2 separate regions of the Homo sapiens genome follow, and region 1 is linked to region 2. The links are chromatin loops, found by intact Hi-C in ENCODE. Cell type or tissue: ascending aorta. All regions are shown on one strand. Each heading gives the region's core, and the rest is flanking DNA. Links, peaks and the distances in the headings are about the cores only. Region 1 overlaps SENP7 (SUMO specific peptidase 7). Region 2 holds the start of HP09053 (a long non-coding RNA gene).

The links. Hi-C counts contacts between places; a loop is a spot of excess contacts. Peaks named below come from ENCODE experiments on the same cell type or tissue, not always from the same donor. Only the 100,000 strongest peaks of a DNase experiment are listed, where the experiment ranks them.
Region 1: it touches region 2 in a loop (6-fold over the local background); 3 of 110 quality-filtered maps call a loop at or near these places.

The regions. Positions count from the first base shown.
Region 1 is chr3:101,369,769-101,378,910 of GRCh38, forward strand. It overlaps SENP7 (SUMO specific peptidase 7), which reads right to left. Exons shown (of 24, transcript NM_020654.5): 7 at 2,240-2,358. Among named protein-coding and RNA genes, the nearest start is that of IMPG2, 54 kb to the left of the region's middle. In ascending aorta, for the core only: no CTCF peak of the experiment used is centred there; no DNase peak of the experiment used is centred there; H3K27ac peaks cover 3,000 bases.
Region 2 is chr3:99,821,250-99,830,391 of GRCh38, forward strand. All of the region lies in intron 1 of CMSS1 (cms1 ribosomal small subunit homolog), which reads left to right. It overlaps FILIP1L (filamin A interacting protein 1 like), which reads right to left. Exons shown (of 6, transcript NM_001387850.1): 6 at 7,562-9,142. HP09053 (a long non-coding RNA gene) reads right to left here and starts at 2,616. Exons shown (of 3, transcript NR_110821.1): 1 at 2,495-2,616. The region is part of intron 1 of LOC105374010 (a long non-coding RNA gene); the gene reads left to right. In ascending aorta, for the core only: no CTCF peak of the experiment used is centred there; no DNase peak of the experiment used is centred there.

The DNA.
Region 1 (9,142 bases), core at 498-8,497, 1.5 Mb after region 2:
CTGTCTCATGGAAAAAGGAATAACTTTATTATATAGAATGAAATATTGTAAAAATAGAATTCCACCTGCATAATATATAATTCAACCTGCAAATATTACTAGCATATAAAACTAAAGAGGTGACAAAATCCTGTAAACAAAAGAATACTAAGTATTTCCAAGGTATTATGTTGGTGAAAGCAAATTCCACAAGGCAAACTTAATGTGCTATGGAAAAAAATGGTACACCTAAGATTTCATTCAGAATTTCCATTAATTTACAGGTTTTTAAAAAATAACTGGTATCAGATGTAGGAGAGTAAACACTGCTTTAATAAAGATTCAATAGCTAATTGTATTAGAAACACTTTCCCTACCAGTAGTGGTACCTTCAGGGATACTGAAAAACTAAAAAATGTTTCTTTTGTCATGTACTCTTCCCTGATGCATGTCTAAAATGCCACTGTGATCTTGAGGTAACACTCCTGGGTACAAATCAGAAAGTATTTTATTCAAGTCAATGTGAGGACTGTTAGTCCTCACATTCTACTGCTTTCCTGGGTAGAGTAGGAATCTTTGTCTTGATAGTACCTGAACTGAGCCCACTTGTACAAATACTTACATTTTTACTTGGTAATCAATACAGTCATCCCTCAGTATCCTCAGGGGATTGGTCCCAGGGACCCAGGATACCAAACTCCATGGATCCATAAGCCCCTAAAGGTATAGTATTTGCATATAACCTATATACATTCTCCTGTATAGTTTAAATAATCTCTAGATTACTTATAATACCCAATACAACATAAATGTTATGTAGTTGTTATATGTATTTTTTATGATTGTATTATTTTTATTGAAGTTTTTTTCAAATATTTTCCATCTTTGCTAGGTTGAATCTACAGATGCAGAACACAAAGATACACAGAGATGATTGTAATTACTTCTAAGAAAAGTACAGTTTATAAGAAAATAAATGTTTTTCATTATACACTGACAGTGACTAATTGGAAGCTTGTCTGAACAAAGTCACAGCACATTCTCCAAAGACTGCCTTTATAAGAGTTTCAGCTGGTTTCTTGTACAAATAAAAGTTATTACTGTAGTTTCATTTTAAATTTTTTTCTATTAAAAAGGCTACTAAAAAGAATCTTTAAATAGCTGTGCTCCAAATGAAGTGTAATGAATTTTTGCACAGCATCATCAAAAGATTTTTTTGTATTGTGAATAACTTATGAAATCACTCAAAAATAAAACAGTGGCCAAGCGCGGTGGCTCTTGCCTATAATCCCAGCATTTTGGGAAGCCGAGGCAGGCAGATCACTGGAGCCCAGGAGTTTGAGACCAGCCTGGGCAACACGGCAAGACCTTGTCTCTGCAAAATACAAAAAATTAGCCAGGCGTGGTGGTGCATGACTATAGTCTCAACTACTCGGGAGGCTGATGTGGGAGGATCACTTGAGCCCAGGAGGTAGATAGAGGCTGAAGTGGGCTGTGATCATGTGTGATCATGCCACTGTACACCAGCCTGGGTGACAGAGTGAGGCCCTGTCTTAAAAAGAAAAAGAGAAAGAGAAAAGCAAGAAAGAAAGCAAGCAACAAAGAGACTTCAACAACATTTGAAGCTATCAATAATCCAACAGACCCCTAAAGGTGTTAGTTTCACAAATAAATAATGTAGTAAAATTGTTTTTCTTCAAGTATCAGTAAAATATTTTTAATTCTTGAAAGAGAGGCAAAAAAGAAAAAGAAGTCGAATCATAAATCCTATATGCAAGGAGGCCTACAAAAAATTTTCACAAGTCTAGGAAGTATTTACCTTCAAATTTGCTAATAGTGGCTTGTTTGGCATCCTCCTGAAGTTGAGAGAAATTCTAATGAATAGAGAATGTATTTCATGGTAGGCAAATAGACAGTGATTAGCTAATAATAAAAACCCAGTTAGCAGTAACATTAATATCCATGGAAACAACACTTAGAAACAGCTAAATGAACATAACTTCATAGCTATATCCAAGTCTCCCCAAAGAAGAAAAAAATATATTAAAATTTAACTTTTGGGATTAGTAAATAAATCTAGAAATGAGTACTACGCTACATAAAGAGTAGGTTTAGCAATTTTATTTGTGTTGCCAAATAATCTCCCTTTACTTTCACATATCCTTTCAAAGTAAAATAAAATAATTTATTTATAACAAAAATTATTATTAATACAATAAGAAAAAATTCAAATTCCAACAGTTTTCTAAGGTTCACAAACCTTCAGGCTGAGTATCAGATATTAAAAGAGAAATGCCATCATCCTTTCTTCGTTTTTCTTTATTGTGCGCAGTCTGCTTTGCAGAATTGTCATCTACTGTCTTACTTCGTTGTGAGCCCCTGCAAAAGAGAACTGTATTATACTCAATTCTAATAAAGCCCAAATGAATTTAGAAGCCAACTAGCATGTATTTAAAAATCCAACACATTACAAACACAGTCCCACATGGCAGACTATAAGATCTGGGTAGTAAAAAAAATATTGAACTCAGATTTAAGAAATAAGTTATCCTCCCTTTTCTACCTTTAAATTCCCCATGTGTGTTTAGGGGGAAAAAAAATGAGATATCAACATTGGAGGATTGTGTACATGCAAAATGAGCAAAAGAGTAATACTATACAAGTATTAAATTAGGTTTAAAAAGTAAAATTCCAAGGACACAAGTACCTCAATAATTAAACCTATGTATAGGCAAACAATTATAAGCCAAAGCTGAATGTTAATATATTTCAAGCGTGGTTCATATACCAAAAGTATGGTAACAAATTTTCAGTAGTATGTGGTAATAAATTTTACCTACAGAGAAAATAATTTAAAGTCTAAGGTACTGGTAAAATAACAAATTTTGGAATGATAGTCACAATGTTACTACTAAGGAAAATTTAGAAATATAAAACATACTATAATGTATAAGTGCATACATATGAAACAAAATATAAAAACTTAGACTGGAAGGATTCAAGCCTATTTGGGTAGTAGATAACTCTAAAGAGGGAGAGTATTAGAATCAGGGAATATAAAATAAATAAGTTTTCAACTTTCTATAATACTTCTTTAAAAACAAATTTAAATCTGAAAAAATAGGAATTATATTGGTTAAATCTGAGTGATATGTATTGGCATATTATTCTCTATACTTATGTACATATTTGAAGTATTTCATAATTTTAAAATATATAAATTATTTACAACTAAGGCAACTAGTATAAGTCAAAAACAAGGACTATAAAGACCAATTACACGTAATGCTTCCTTGTTTTGAGAGAATTATTTGGAAGGCTAAAAATGACTTATAAATTAAAAAAAGCTACAGTATCCAAACATCACCAGTGTAGTGTCATAGTTAAAGAAAGGGTTATTGCTGCTATTACACTGCTCATTTTCATATTTACTTTGGTAAAATTTTCTTTATTTTCAGATTGGAAATTAAAAGGCCAAAATAATCAAAATCGTAAGGGTGAGCCAATTTCACTTGCAAAGAGGTTCTGACTGAGTCAAATCATTCCACTCCTCAACCCTCAAGAATCATTCTTGAAGAATAAGGGCATCTAAGCAAATTTATACCATAGAGTTTTGTTTACTGAAAATGAAAACCAAAAGAGAAGTCAAAAAAAATTTGTCCTCCCTGAAAGAATTATCACTACAGGCACTATAAACAAAAATAAAATGTGACCTAAAAGACGATCTAAAAAGATGCTTAGGTACTTATGTTTCCCCTGATATAAGAAGCAAACAGTGTAATAGTCCTTGTTTTTCTAGCACAATGAACACTGAAAAACAAAATAAGATTTCACATGTAAATCACATTAAAAGTTATATGGTTGTAGAAAAAAGACTTTATAACAGAGGATTTTCTTGACTAAACGCTAAGCATTAAGTAGTTGGCATGAAACCAAAAATAAAAATGAGTATTTTCAAAAGGTAATGTCATATGATTCAAATGCACAACAGTGAAGCCAAACACATCTGTAATATAATCTCAATCCAAATAACAGTTTTTTGCAGAATATGACAATCTGGTTCTAAACTGTACATGGTGGAAAGTCACGTGTTTAAAGATAAGGACAGCAATGTTCAAACACTGTTAGCTTCCATCCTCTTATAAGAAAAGGAAATGAATGGACTGGAAACACCCAAGTTCCTGAACAAGAAATATAAATATTCACATTATTCAAGTTAACAAGTAAATGTAATAAAAGCTCAAAATAAATATTTTCCAATGCAACAAAATTCTAAGAATTTTTTTAAATAGCCAAGCAAATATACTTTAAAATTATAAAAATGTATTAAAATAGCGTGGTACTAGAATAAAGAGAGACATATCGACCATAGAAATAGAAAACAGAACCCAGGAACAAACTTTCAAATATATGCTCAAAAGATTTTTGACAAGGATGCTGAAACCATTCAATAGGGAAGGGACAGTCTTTTCAATAAAGGGTGCTGTGAACATAGGATAGTCATATGCAAAAGGAAGAAGTTGGACAGTTATCTAACACCATCTACAAAAATTAACTCAAAGTGGATCAAACACCTAAATATAAGGCAGAAAACTATAAAACTCTTAGAAGAATGCATAGGGGAAATCTTTATGACATTAGATTTGGCAGTGATTTCTTTGATATAACAACAAAAACACAGTCAACAACAAAGATAAATTGGAGTTCATTAAAATTGAAAACTTATGGCTGGGCATGGTAGTTGACGCCTGTAATCCCAGCTACTCGAGAGGCTGAGGAGTGAGGATTGCTTGAGGCCAGGAGTTCAAGAACAGCCTGGGGAACATAATTCATTATGGGGTTTCACCCCACCCACACACACACACACACAAAATTTAATAATTAGCTGGGCATGATGGTATGCCCCTGTAGTCTTAGCTACTCAGGAAGCTGAGGGGAGAATCACTTGATCCCAGGAGTTCAAGGTGGCAGCTACAATTGTGCCACTGCACTCCAGCCTGGGCAATAGAATGAGGCTCTGTCTCAAAAAAAAAAAAAAAAAATCAAAAATTTTTGTTTATCAAAGGACACTAGTGAAAAGACAACCCACAGAATGGGAGAAAATATCTCCCACCCACATATATATTAAAGGATTAATACTGATAATAATAAAGACCTCCTACAGCTCAACAACAAAAAATAAATAACAATTAAAAAATGGGCAAAGTATTTGAAGAGATGTTTCTCCAAAGACATACAAATGGCCAATTAGCATGAAAAGATGTTCAACGTCACTAATCACTAAGGAAATGCAAGCCCAAACAACAATATACCATTTCACACAGATTAGGACAGAGTAATTTAAAAAAAAATTTTTTTTTCATTAAAAAAAGTTAAACATTGGCAAAAATGTAGAAAAATTGGAACCTCTGTACATTGTTGGTGGGAATGTTCAACAGTGCAGTCACTGTGGAATGGTTTGGTGGTTCCTCAAAAAGCTAAATAGAGAACTGCGATATAAGAAGCTAAACACAGGCCGAGCACAGTGGCTCACGCCTGTAATCCCAGCACTTTGGGAGGCTGAGGCGGGCGGATCACCTGAGGTCGAGAGTTCAAGACCAGCCTTTCCAACATGGAGAAACTCCGTCTCTACTACTAATACAAAAATTAGCCAGGCGTGGTGGCGCACGCCTGTAATCCCAGCTACTCAGAGGCTGAGGCATGAGAATCGCTTGAACCCGGGAGGCGGAGATTGCGGTGAGCCAAGATCATGCCATTGCACTCCAGCGTGGGCAACAAGAGCGAAATTCCATCTCCAAAAAAAAAAAAAAAAAAAAAAAAAGAAGCTAAACACATAATCACAAAGTTACCAAGCAATCCCACTCCTAGGTATATACCCAAAGGAATTGAAAGCAGGTACATGAACAGATTCTTGTACTCCACTGTTCACTGTGGCACACTATTCACAATAGCCAAAAGGTGAAAACAACCTTAGGGTCCATCAAGAAATGAAAAGAAAAACAAAATGTGGTATATTCATACAATAAAATATTATTGGGCCATAAAAAGGAATGAACTTGTGATAAGTGCTACATGAATGAACTTTGAACACATTATGCTAAGTAAACTCAGCCAAACACAAAAGGACAAATATTGTGTGATTCCACTTAAAGAGGTAACTAAAATAGACAAATTCACAGAGACAGAAAGTAGATTAGAGGCTACTAGGGGATTAGGAGAGGGGAGAATGGGGAATTATTATTTAATGGTAACACAGTTTCTGCTTGAGATGAAAAAGTTGTGATAATGGTTGCACAACAATATGGATGAACTTTGAGGACATTATGCTAAGAAAAAATAAGCCACTAACTAAAAGACAAATACTGATATTCCATTCATATGATGACATATTTAGAATAGTCAAATTCATACAGGCAGAAAGTAGAATGGTGATTGCCAGGGACTGGAAGAAGGGAAAAATAGGGAGTTAGAGTTTAATAGATACAGAGTTTCAGTTTGGGAAGATGGAAAAAGTCCTGGAAAAGAATGGTGGTGATGGCTGCACAAATATGTGACTGTACTTAATGGCAGTGAACTGTACACTTAAAAATGGTTAAAATGGCAATTTTTAGGTTACTGATATTCTATTACAATCTTTAAAATACAAAAAAGGTATTAAAATATACAATAAATGAAGGGAATAGGAGAACTAGTTCTACTAATTTCATAATAAAACATAATACAGAGTAACATCAACAAGTAAAGTATAGTATTACAGACTAGTATATAAGAAATGGCTGGCAAACAGCAAAAAACCAAACACCGCATGTTCTCACTCATAGGTGGGAATTGAACAATGAGAACACATGGACACAGGAAGGGGAATATCACACTCTGGGGACTGTTGTGGGGTGGGGGGAGCGGGGAGGGATAGCATTAGGAGATACACCTAATGTTAAATGACGAGTTAATGGGTGCAGCACACCAACATGGCACATGTATACATATGTAACAAACCTGCACGTTGTGCACATGTACCCTAAAACTTAAAGTATAATTTAAAAAAATGCAAAAAGAAAAAAAAACAGAAGAATTTGAAACAAAGCTGGGAAACAAAGCTTTCAAATTCAGTTGTAGTGGACTAACTGGGTAACAACAGAGAAAAAAAAGAATTCAGAACTACATCCAATACTCTAAGGTAAAATGAACTATCATATGCTAATGACTAAAAGTTGTAAGATTTTTTTTAAACAACCATCAGAAGAAAAACACTATATTTATTAGCCTTGTGGAAGAAGAATTTCTTGAGAATGGAAGTAAAGAAATTATAGAGAAAAATATGATCGGATTCAACCACATACATGGTAAACTTTTAATAAATGATAAACTAAGAGCATCAAAATAAAAAAGAGAAATTAAACCCAAAACTGCATCAAACGAAGTGCAATACACAGGAGTTCCCAGTCCAACATGAAAGGAGCTTGGAAGTTATCTATCCTAACGGGTAAAACTGAAAAATCAACAACTCTTCCTGGACGTGACAGAAAAGTGAAGTCACAGGATGAATGGCTGCCCCCAAAATGGGAGAAAGACAGCCAGGTGAATACAGAGAATCGCAACTTACTAAAGCAAAAACCCACAAGCAGAAACAGTCCCAGTAACTACTATTGGAGTATGAAGACCTAAACTGCAATTGACAAATTGCTGAGGGTTCAGTGTACATAAGTCTAAGAGTTAAAAATCCCAGAGGACTTAGTCATAAAGGGGGTCGCACACTTTTGTGAGTTTTATCTCCAGGAGTTCAACCAGGTTCTCACAGTGAATATCAGAAAAATCCCCTCATGGTTCAGCAGAGGAAGGAAAACATTTTCAAATATATCAGAGCATTCTGTTCTTAACAAGGCCTGCCCTCAAGAAAAACTATTTCACCAGAGCCTAAACTATGAGTTATTTTTTAGAGCCTAATCAAGCAGGGGAAATAAAAAATACCCAACTCTAGCTCCGTCTAGCATTCTGTGTGAGGAAAAGCAAGGAAAATACACAATTCCAAGACCATCTAGCTTTCCATGTGGGAGAAGGGAAATATCTAACTTCATTATATTCCAGGTATGCTGTTGCACCAAAGCATTCAGAAGAGAATGAGAAGCACTTGTAAAGTTAACAGGCCAAGGACAAAGGCTCATTAACGCCTGAGGTTGCAATTTTTTGAATTTTTGCAATCACAGCTTGGTGATAACCTTTAGCAGTAGGATATAAATAACTTCCACATGCCTAGCGTTCCAGTAATAGAACACTAAGCATAAATGGGTTAAAAGACTGAAACCTAACAGGACTACAGAATGCTTTTCTTCCTCTCACATCTTACCACCACATTCCTAAAGGTCTATTTACAGTAGTTGCTTTTATCTAGTACGTCATGTCCAACTATCCAAAAAAAAACAAAAAACAAAAAGAAAATTAAAAGCCACTCTAAAAGAAAAAAAACCACAGTTTGACAACAAGTATCAGAACCAGAACCAGACATGTCAGAGATGTTGAATTATCAGATTAGGAATTTAAAACAAATATGATCAACAGATAAAGTATACAGCATATAAGCACTTATGGGCAATGTTAGCAGAGAGAAAGTGTAATGAAGAATGAAAAAGAAATACTAAAGATCAAAACACTGTAACAGAAATGAACAATGCCTTGGATGGGCTCACTAGTAGACAGGATATGGAAAAGGAAAGAATCTCTGAACTTGAGTATATAGAAATAGAAAATTCCAACACAGGAAAGCAAAGAGAAAAAAAGACTAAAAAAACCCGTAACAGAATATTGAAGAAATGTGGGACAACTACAATAGGTGTAGCATAGGCATAATGGGAATATCATAAGAAGAAAGAGGTAAAGAAACAGAGGAAAAATGCAAAGCAATAATGCATGAGAATTTCCCCAAATTAATGTCAGACACCAAATCACAGACTGGCAAGTTCAGAGAACACCAAAGAGAATAAATGCCCAAAAAATAACACCTAGGCATATCATATTAAACTGCAAAAAAATCAAAGATTTAAAAACAGTTAATAAAATCCAGAAAAAAATAAGCCCTTAACTATAGAAAAACAAAGACAAGAATTGTATCTCATTTCTCAGAAACCATGCAAGTAAGAACACTGTGGAGTGAAATCTTTTAAGTGTT
Region 2 (9,142 bases), core at 434-8,433:
AATAAATATATGTGTGTATGCGTGTTACCTGCTACAGAGTATGTAGGCAGACATATAATTTCTCATCCAATCTAGACACTTTTGTGAGTGGAAGGCTATGCAATTAGAATTTTGCAGGGACTCTCCTGGTCCTTAAGGGATGTCTAGTCACTCCATTGGTGGCAATTGGAGTCATGGCCCAACATAAGACAGCTGGGAGTTACAGTGCTGAGTGTGCAGCCCAGGATGCCTTAGGCATAAGACCCCAGGAATCATCTAATGGCATCTAATATTTGATTTATTTCCTTATTCCCTGTAAACCTTCAGCAACTGTTTGAAGTGACTTATAGTAAGTAATACATTCAGTAGAATAATGATGTGAAAATATTAATGCTGAAATGAGCAAACACAATGCCTGAGATTTTAATGTAGTTGACCGGTCTGGGTACTTTCTCAGTGTGAAGCTGAAAACTGAGAGAATGTCAATCACAGCATGGATTTCGTGACTTAAGGAAGAGAGCCAAGGGATTCTGCAGTTGAAAATGTCACTTGAGGGCCTGTAATCCCAGCACTTTGGGAGGCCAAGGTGGGCAGATCACCTGAGTCCAGGAGTTTGAGACCAGCCTGGCCAACATGGAGAAAACCTGTCTCTACTAAAAAGACAAAAATTAGCCAGGTGTGGTAGCAGGCACTTGTAGTCCCAGCTACTCAGGAGGCTGAGGCAGGAGTATTGCTTGAACCCAGGAGGTGGAGCTTGCGACGAGCCAAGATCGCACCACTGCACTCCAGCCTGTGCTACAGACTGAGACTCTGTCTCAAAAAAAAGAAAAAAGAAAATGTTACTTGATCATTTACTCACTGAAGATGAAGAGAATACTAATTGCTTTCCCTTTTTATTTCAATGACATACCTATTAAATTACCAAGTCGAGTACCCAGTAGGCAGCTAAGTATGTGAGTCTGGAGCCCCAGGGCCAGATCCAGGCTGAGATACAGATTTAGGAATAACTGGCATACAGATAGGTTATTTTTAAAGAGCATGTTCTTAGCAGTCTGTAACATTGAGCCTCCATGTCTTTTAAGGAGGGTCTTTCATATGCCTCCCCAACTCATTCTGAATCTTTGATGACATCTCTTCCCAAGCACCTAACTAGAAAACTGAAGTGTTAAGACACTGCTATGTACAGTGCCAGGAGACTGCAGGTAATAATACCAGCTTGCGGCCAGGCGCAGTGGCTCACGCCTGTAGTCCCTACACTTTGGGAGGCTGAGGCAGGTGGATCACCTGAGGTCAGGAGTTTGAGAACAGCCTGGCCAATGTGATGAAACCCTGTCTCTACTAAAACTACAAAAAATTAGCTGGGCGTGGTGGCACGCACCTGTAATCCCAGCTACTCAGGAGACTGAGGCAGGAGAATTGCTTGAACCCAGGAGGCGGGGGTTGCAGTGAGCCGAGGTCGTGCCACTGCACTCCAGCCTGGGCAATAAGAACAAAACTCCATCTCAAAATAATAATGATAATAATAATAATAGTAATAATACCAGCTTGCATTTGTTGAGCACTTAACTACCTGCCAGATGCTGTTTTGATTGCTTTACATGTTCTAGTTAATTTAATCTTCCCAAGTACACCAGCGGTAGTTACTGTTGTTATCTTTATTTTACTGATGAGGAAGTTGAGACACTGAGAAATTAAGTGATTTACTTAATACTATTTAATTTAATTCACCCAATACTATCTATTTAATTGGTAAATAGGGGAGCTGTGATTCATATGCAGGCAGTCTGAAACCAGAGCCTGTGTGCTTATATTTCGCATTCTCATTATCAGTGGTAAGAATCTCATCTCTAAAGGAATAATCTGTTATCGGCTTAAAGAGACTCATAATTTAGAAAGTCTTTTGTTTATATATCATTATGAAATTGTGTCTATTAGTTTTCCAAAGTTTACTCTTTTAAAGAACACTGGTTACTTGGAGCTACAAATAAGCAGCTTTTCCATTTGGGCTTTGAGAACCATTTCTGCCAGTAACTCAAACCTGATCCTGGAGCTCAAAGCTTAACATATGTGGCTGCCTTCTTTAAATCTTTACTTAGTTATTTAATAGGGATGTCAAATGTAAACAAGACCCAGCTACTGAATTATTCTCCAAACCTGCTTTTTCTCCAAACTTTCCTGTCTCCATAAATTAAACCACCAACTACCCAATTTCACAAAGGCCTAGCAGTATTCTGATTTATTTATTTTTTTCACCCCTATATCTCATCCATCAAGTCCTGTTGTCACTACCTCGAAAACATATCCTGATTCTTTCTTTGCATTTTTCTTCGCTCTGCCTCCATTGGAGTATACATTTTCATCCTTACTGCCATAAGCTTCTAACAGGGCTCAGAGTTTCCACCTTGTCCCTCACTCACCAGCTAGAGGCCTTTTGAAAAGAAGTCAGGCCACTTTCCTGCTTAAATCTTCCAATAGCTTTTTCCCTGGCACATAGAATGAAATTCAGATTACTTACCATGGCTGGTGGCCACCAGGTCTTCTACTATTTACTCCCCTATAGTTTATGCTGCCCCACCCACACCAGCCTTCATTCTGTTCCTCAGTAGGCCACACTCATTCTGTCTTACTTAGCCGTTTGTGTTAGCTGTTCTTTTCCTTTCTGTCCTGTCCTTCTGATTGGCTGGCTTTCTTTCTTTCTTTTTTTTTTTTTTTGAGCTGGAGTCTCGCCCTGTCACCCAGGCTAGAGTGCAGTGGTGCGATCTCAGCTCACTGCATCCTCCACCTCCTGAGTTCAAATGATTCTCCTGTCTCAGCCTTCTGAGTAGCTGGGATTACAGGCGCCTGCCACCACACCCAGCTAACTTTTGTATATTTAGCAGAGACGGGATTTCACCATGTTGACCAGGCTGATCTCGAACTCCTGAGCTCTTGATCCGCCCGCCTCAGCCTCCCAAAACACTGGGATTACAGGCATGAGCCACCAGGCCCGGCCAGCTGGCTCTGTCTTAACATTAAGTACTCAGTTCAAACGTCACCTACTCAGAGTGGCGCTTCCTGATCAGGCAGTCTAGAGTAACTATCTAGGTGCTCTATTACATTATCACAATATCTATTAAATTATTATGTTATTATAATTCTCAGCAGAGCACTTAGCACCAACTATTATTTTTCCTTGTTAAATTAATTACTTTTTCCCAGCAGTAGACTGTAAGAGCTCCATGTGAGCAGGTATTTTGTTTGTCTTGTTTGCTTTAGTTTCAGGGCCTAGAGTAGTATCTGGATACAGCGAAGGCACTCATTAAGTATTTGTTAGTTAACCAATTAATTATTAATATTTCGTAGTCACACCTTGAAGACCTCAACCTAGGAGATCTTTATCAAAAGAACCTTGATCTGCTGGCAGATTTGTCAAACTCCTGTCCAGGCTTTTGACAGATTTGGCAAATGCCGCTTTTCTCTTTTCAAAATTACATTAGTAGTCCTTGTAAAACTGTGTCTAACATTTTATTGTAACCATATTTGGATTTAATTTTATAAATTACGTTTGGAAAGAGGACAAGAGACTCTTTGTAAATAAGCCTGTAATTTTTACTGGTGACAGCTTTTGTCACCTAGAATCAATGTGCTTATTCTTTTTGAGATTGCTGAAATGAGCTTTGTAAATATTTTTGTTGTAATATCATTTTATGGTATATTCTTCAAATTATATTGCTTTATCCATGGTGAATTCCTTCTGGAAATGGAGTAGGGGAGCACCTTGGATCTTTTCTTTAAACCCAAGTACCCAGGTTTTTTTGTTCTGTGTTTTTTCTATTTTCACACCAAAGTTAAACCTTTACAGTATTAGTTTTACATATAGACAGTCTTGCATTGTAGATGTTGTAAGGCATTGTCTCTACATATAAAATTCAGACTTGGAATATTTGTAGGAGATGTTAATAACACACAACAGAGGATCGACTTCTGGGCATGTTGTTTTCATAATCATTCGTCAAGCTCTCATGCTTAGCCTTGTTTTAGACACTGTACCAGAATTAGAGGGAAAAAACATAATCAGCTTACATTACAGGATTTACACATTGATGTGGTTCAGTCAAAATGCAAATAGTATTGACAGATATTCAGGGGCAAAACACAGGGGCAGGATGAATTTAAAAAGCAAGGGGAAGGAAAGAAGAAAGAGGAGGGAGAAAAATGACTATGTTATTAGTCATTGCTCTACACTTGAAGGCTGTAACAGATGGACACTTAGATAACCTTCATGGTCTGGTTTAATTTACTGCATATAATTTCCACAGTTCTTTCAGATGATTAAATGAGTGGTTCTTGACAACAATTACGAACATTTAAAGGTGGAAATTTATGCATATTTCCCTAAATTGCATGTCAGGTAGTTCCTGCTATAATTTTGCTAAATGTCCATGAATCTCTTGAAAAATACAACTCATAAATGTGGAAGGCCTATACATAACTTCCATTTCCTCCCTCAGATTCAATAATAATATATCATTTTGTGGCACAAATCTTTTTTTCTTTTTTTCTTTTTCTTTTTTTTTTTTTTTTTTTGAGACAGAGTTTTGCTCTTGTCCCCCAGGCTGGAGTGCAGTGGCGCAATCTTGGCACACTGCAACCTCCGCCTCCTGAGTTGAAGCGATTCTCCTGCCTCAGCCTCCTAAGTAGCTGGGACTACAGGTGCATGCCACCATGCCTGGCTAATTTTTTGTATTTTTAGTAGAGGGGGGTTTCACCACGTTAGGCAGGATGGTCTTGATCTCCTGTCCTCATGATCCGCCTGCCTCCGCCTCCCAAAGTGCTAGGATTTACAGGTGTGAGCCACGGAGCCCGGCCCAGCACAAGTCTTTTATCTGTTGTTAATCTGATGTTATTTAGTGGAACACTTCAGATGCATTCATAGAATTATACATTTTACTAAATATATCACAGCTTGAAATATAGTTTCCCCATTTTTATCAGCTTTCATAGAATTCTTAATTGATTTTTAAATGGCTAATATTGCTTATAAAAAGTAGTTGATCAAGCTCTTAAATTCCTATTTCTGAGTTCCTTGTTCTAGTTCACACTAGACCAGAGGTCAGCAAACTTTTTTCATATAAATCCAGATAATAAATATTTTAGGTTGTGTGGGTCCAGTCATCACCGTCATAACTGCTGTTGCAGTGTAAAAGCAGTCATAGAAAATAAATGTGTAAACGAATGAGTATGGCTGTGTTCCAATAAAATTTTATTTATGGACAACAATATTTGAATTTTATGTAATTTTCACGTCACAAAATAGTCTTATTTTGATTGTTTTTCAACTTTCACAGTGGGTTGAATTTGGCCTGTGAACCGCAGTTTGCAAACGCTGCCCCAAACTCAAAGTCACATCGTGAATTGTATGTCACGTGTCTTCAGGAGAAGAAATTTGAAACAAATCCAGAGAGAATTGTGTTTTACCTTAGTTACTCCGTTACTTAGTAGTTATCAGCTATGTATTAGACCAGTCACATATCTGTTAAAATCAGATATTTGATTCTAAAATATCTCAAGATTAGTTCAGAAACCTTGAAGGTAAATAAATGAAGGACCAGGAAAAGACTTCAGCTTAAAAGTATCAGGTTTTTAACATTTTTGTTACAAATTGGATTTGTTTTCACTCACTTGGATTTTTATCTGCTTACTTTGAAACAGTTCATCAGGTGAAATCACTCTAGAATTATTAGGTCAGCTTCTTTTATTTTCATTTTTCTTCAGAGGCCACACTTCTGCGGAAACAACATGCCCAGGAGGAAAGATGCTTTATATTTCAGTTGTGTTACATATAGGTCAGACATTACTGTTTTGAACTCCAAATAGTATTCTCACTTTATAGTTGTATTTGCATTTTTATTATATTATTAATACATATTGCTTGAAACAAGCATGGTTTTTGGTTGTCAATCCTTTTGTTAAAATATAACTTTATTTATTGTTATTATTTTGAGACAGAGTCTCACTCTGTCACCAAGGCTATAGTGCAGTGGCATGATCTTGGCCTACTGCACCCTCTGCCTCCCAGACTCAAGCGATTCTCGTGCCTCAGCCTCCTGAGTAGCTGGGATTACAGCCATGCACCACCAAGCCCAGCTAATTTTTGTGTTTTTAATAGAGATGGAATTTCGCCATGTTGACCAGACTGGCCTCAAACTCCTGGCCTCATGTGATCTGCCCGCCTTGGCCTCCCAAAGTGCTGGGATTACAGGTGTGAGTCACCGCACCCGGCAAATGTAACTTTACTTTGAAGACTTTTGTCTTAATGGGATTAGAACTGCATTACCATTTAAAGATGAGTTTCTGCTGGTTCCCATAGAAGTGTCAACATTTTTCTACGCAAATTTTTTCTTTTTTTAATTTGAGACGGAGTTTTGCTCTTACTGCCCAGGCTGGAGTGCAATGGCGCAATCTCGGCTCACTGCAACCTCCGCCTCCCAGGTTCAAGCAGATTCTTCTGCCTCAGCCTCCGGAGTAGCTGGGATTACAGGCATGCGCCACCATGCCCGGCTAATTTTGCATTTTTAGTAGAGACGAGGTTTCTCCACGTTGGTGAAGCTGGTCTCGAACTCCCAACCTCAGGTGATCCACCGCCTCGGACTCCCAAAGTGCTGGGATTACAGGCGTGAGCCACCGTGCCTGGCTTCTACCTAAATTTTTTAGTACTTTGTATACTATCTTGTCCCTCTTTTTGTGCTTCCTCTTAAACTTATGCTAGCTTGGATAAAAATGTACTTTAGGAAGTCTCCTGACATGGGAGAAAACAATTTTGAAAGCTTCAACATACAACGTATTTTGTGCTTCATTTCAGAGTAAAATTTTTCCCAAGGTATTTTGTTTTTCTGGGACTATTGTTAGTGCATGTTGTTTTTCCTGTTTTATGCTTCTTTTCAACCTGTTTGGTTTTCACTAAGGGATTCCAATGGGTTTTTTTTCTATTAGCATAATTACCAATGTTGAATGTCACCTGGGCATAACTACTTTTCCTAACCCTGTCATACCATTGCTATCTCTTAGCATGTTTTCTCAAGTGAGAAAATGTCTTGACTGAATGGCCTTCTCTTCTTCATTTACTCATTCTCTATTCACTCTAGATTTATCAAATACCTGCTCTATGTGAGGCACAATACTAAGCACTCTGTACATACGTGTATTTTTTTTTTTTTGATGTTAGAGCTTCATCACTGCACCCTTTTTTTTTTTTTTCCCCACAAACAAGGTCTTGCTCTGTCAGTCAGTCTGGAGTGCAGTGGTGTGATCATGCTCACTGCAGCCTCGGACTTCTGGGCTCAAACAGTCCTCTTGCCTCTTCCTCCTAATTAGCTAGGACTACAGGTGTGCACCACCACACCTGGCTTTTTTTTTTTTTTTTCTTTTCGGAGAGACAAGGTCTTGCCAAGTTGCCCAGACTGGTCTTGAGCTCCTGGCCTCAAGAAATCCTCTCACCTCAGCCTCCCAAAGTGCTGGGGTTACTGGCGTGAGCCACCATGCCCAGTCTTCACCTTCTTTTGTAGTCCATCCCCTTCTACTATTCTCTTCCTGCTTTCCTTTCACTTCGACTTTTCCATTTCAGGCTTTTAATTCACTTGACCTCCCCCTACTGCCCTCTGCCACTTGCCTGCTGGGACTGCTGCCCATCATCCCTCTCAATGCTGCCTATCATCCCTCTCAATGCTGCCCATCATCCCTCTCAATGCTGCCCATCATCCCTTTCAATGCTGCCCAGGCCTCTAGCTCCTTCTCCTCCTTGAAATTGCAGGGGCCTGGGGGTGTTTGTACAGTGGCATTAGTGCAATGAGGTGGACTTAGTTAGATAAGTATGGGGAATGGGAGTTCCTTTACTCTTGCTCTGCTGGCTCCAACCCAGGGCAGCTGGCTAAAGCAGTCCTTAACCATGAGGATTTCTTCCAGGGTCATGCTTCCAGTTTTTAGTGAAGGATCACAAAAAATGTTTAGTGTCGTTCCATTGATTTTTTTCCCCCCTCGATTGAAGCTTTTTGAAATGTTTTTTGAACTGCCTTTTGTGTCAAACATGCCTTGTCTTAAAATGTCCTGTATTACTCTGTCCACACTGAATTACAGGCACACCTTTCTCTCAATTCAATGAGAGAGTTTTCAGTGTGATGTAAAGAATTGCTTTAGCTTTCTGCCAGGGGACTGTGTCTACCCTTATAGATGACTGTTTGAATTCAACATTTTGTATTAATAGTTGGGCATATTCATAGGTTATCAGAACTGGAAGGGACCTGAGGAATTATTTCACTTTCCTGTTTTACATGTGGAAACTCAAGGCTTAGATTGATGAATGCAAAGCTCGTTGTCACATGAATGAAAATCTAGGATTGGAATTTGAGTCTCCTAACCCCAAGCTTTTGTTGAATCAACTGATTTTCGATAGTGTTTATTCAGAGAAGAGATATGAATAAACAATGTCCTGTGAGATGATAAATTCTGTATTTTTTCAAGCACCTGGAATATTGATTCATGTCTCCCTAAAATATCTCAATGTTACTGAGACTAAGTGCCAGTGGTCAGGTATGCTTACTACACCAGTGATTGTCAGGTATTCTGCACAAAGGATATATTCGGCTGTTATTCACTTTTGTTATGCTTTTCCTCCTTTAAGAATTATCACTTTGCTTTTTCCCTCCTGGTCATAAAGAAATCATAGTTTTAGACCTTAAAGTGTGATTTTAATTGTCCTGTCATCTTGATGGAAATAATCTGATTTTCTTGACTCAGATTAGGAATTTTTGCTATCACCTTTTCTTAGCAAAATATGATTAATCAGCAAAGTTCTGTAGAATGAAGAATTACTTCTGTTTTCACCAGAAAACTCTTGAACTGTTCTAGTGAATTCAGTCCTATCCCAGGCTGATTCTAGATAGTTCATCTTTGGGTTAGATTATATGTCGGATGAGGAAATGGGTAGATTTGGGTGTGGGTCTAGGCCTGCGAGTGTTTGTGTGTGCATATACACATATAGAAGTAAAATAATTGTAGACGTGCTGCTTTTTGGGGGATGATCTTCATCAGGTCCACAAAGCTGCTTCACCATTTCCTGGAGAGATGGTCCTTTGGCCTTTCATAGTGGTAATTTTAGCTTTCCACATATTTCTGTAGATGAATGTAT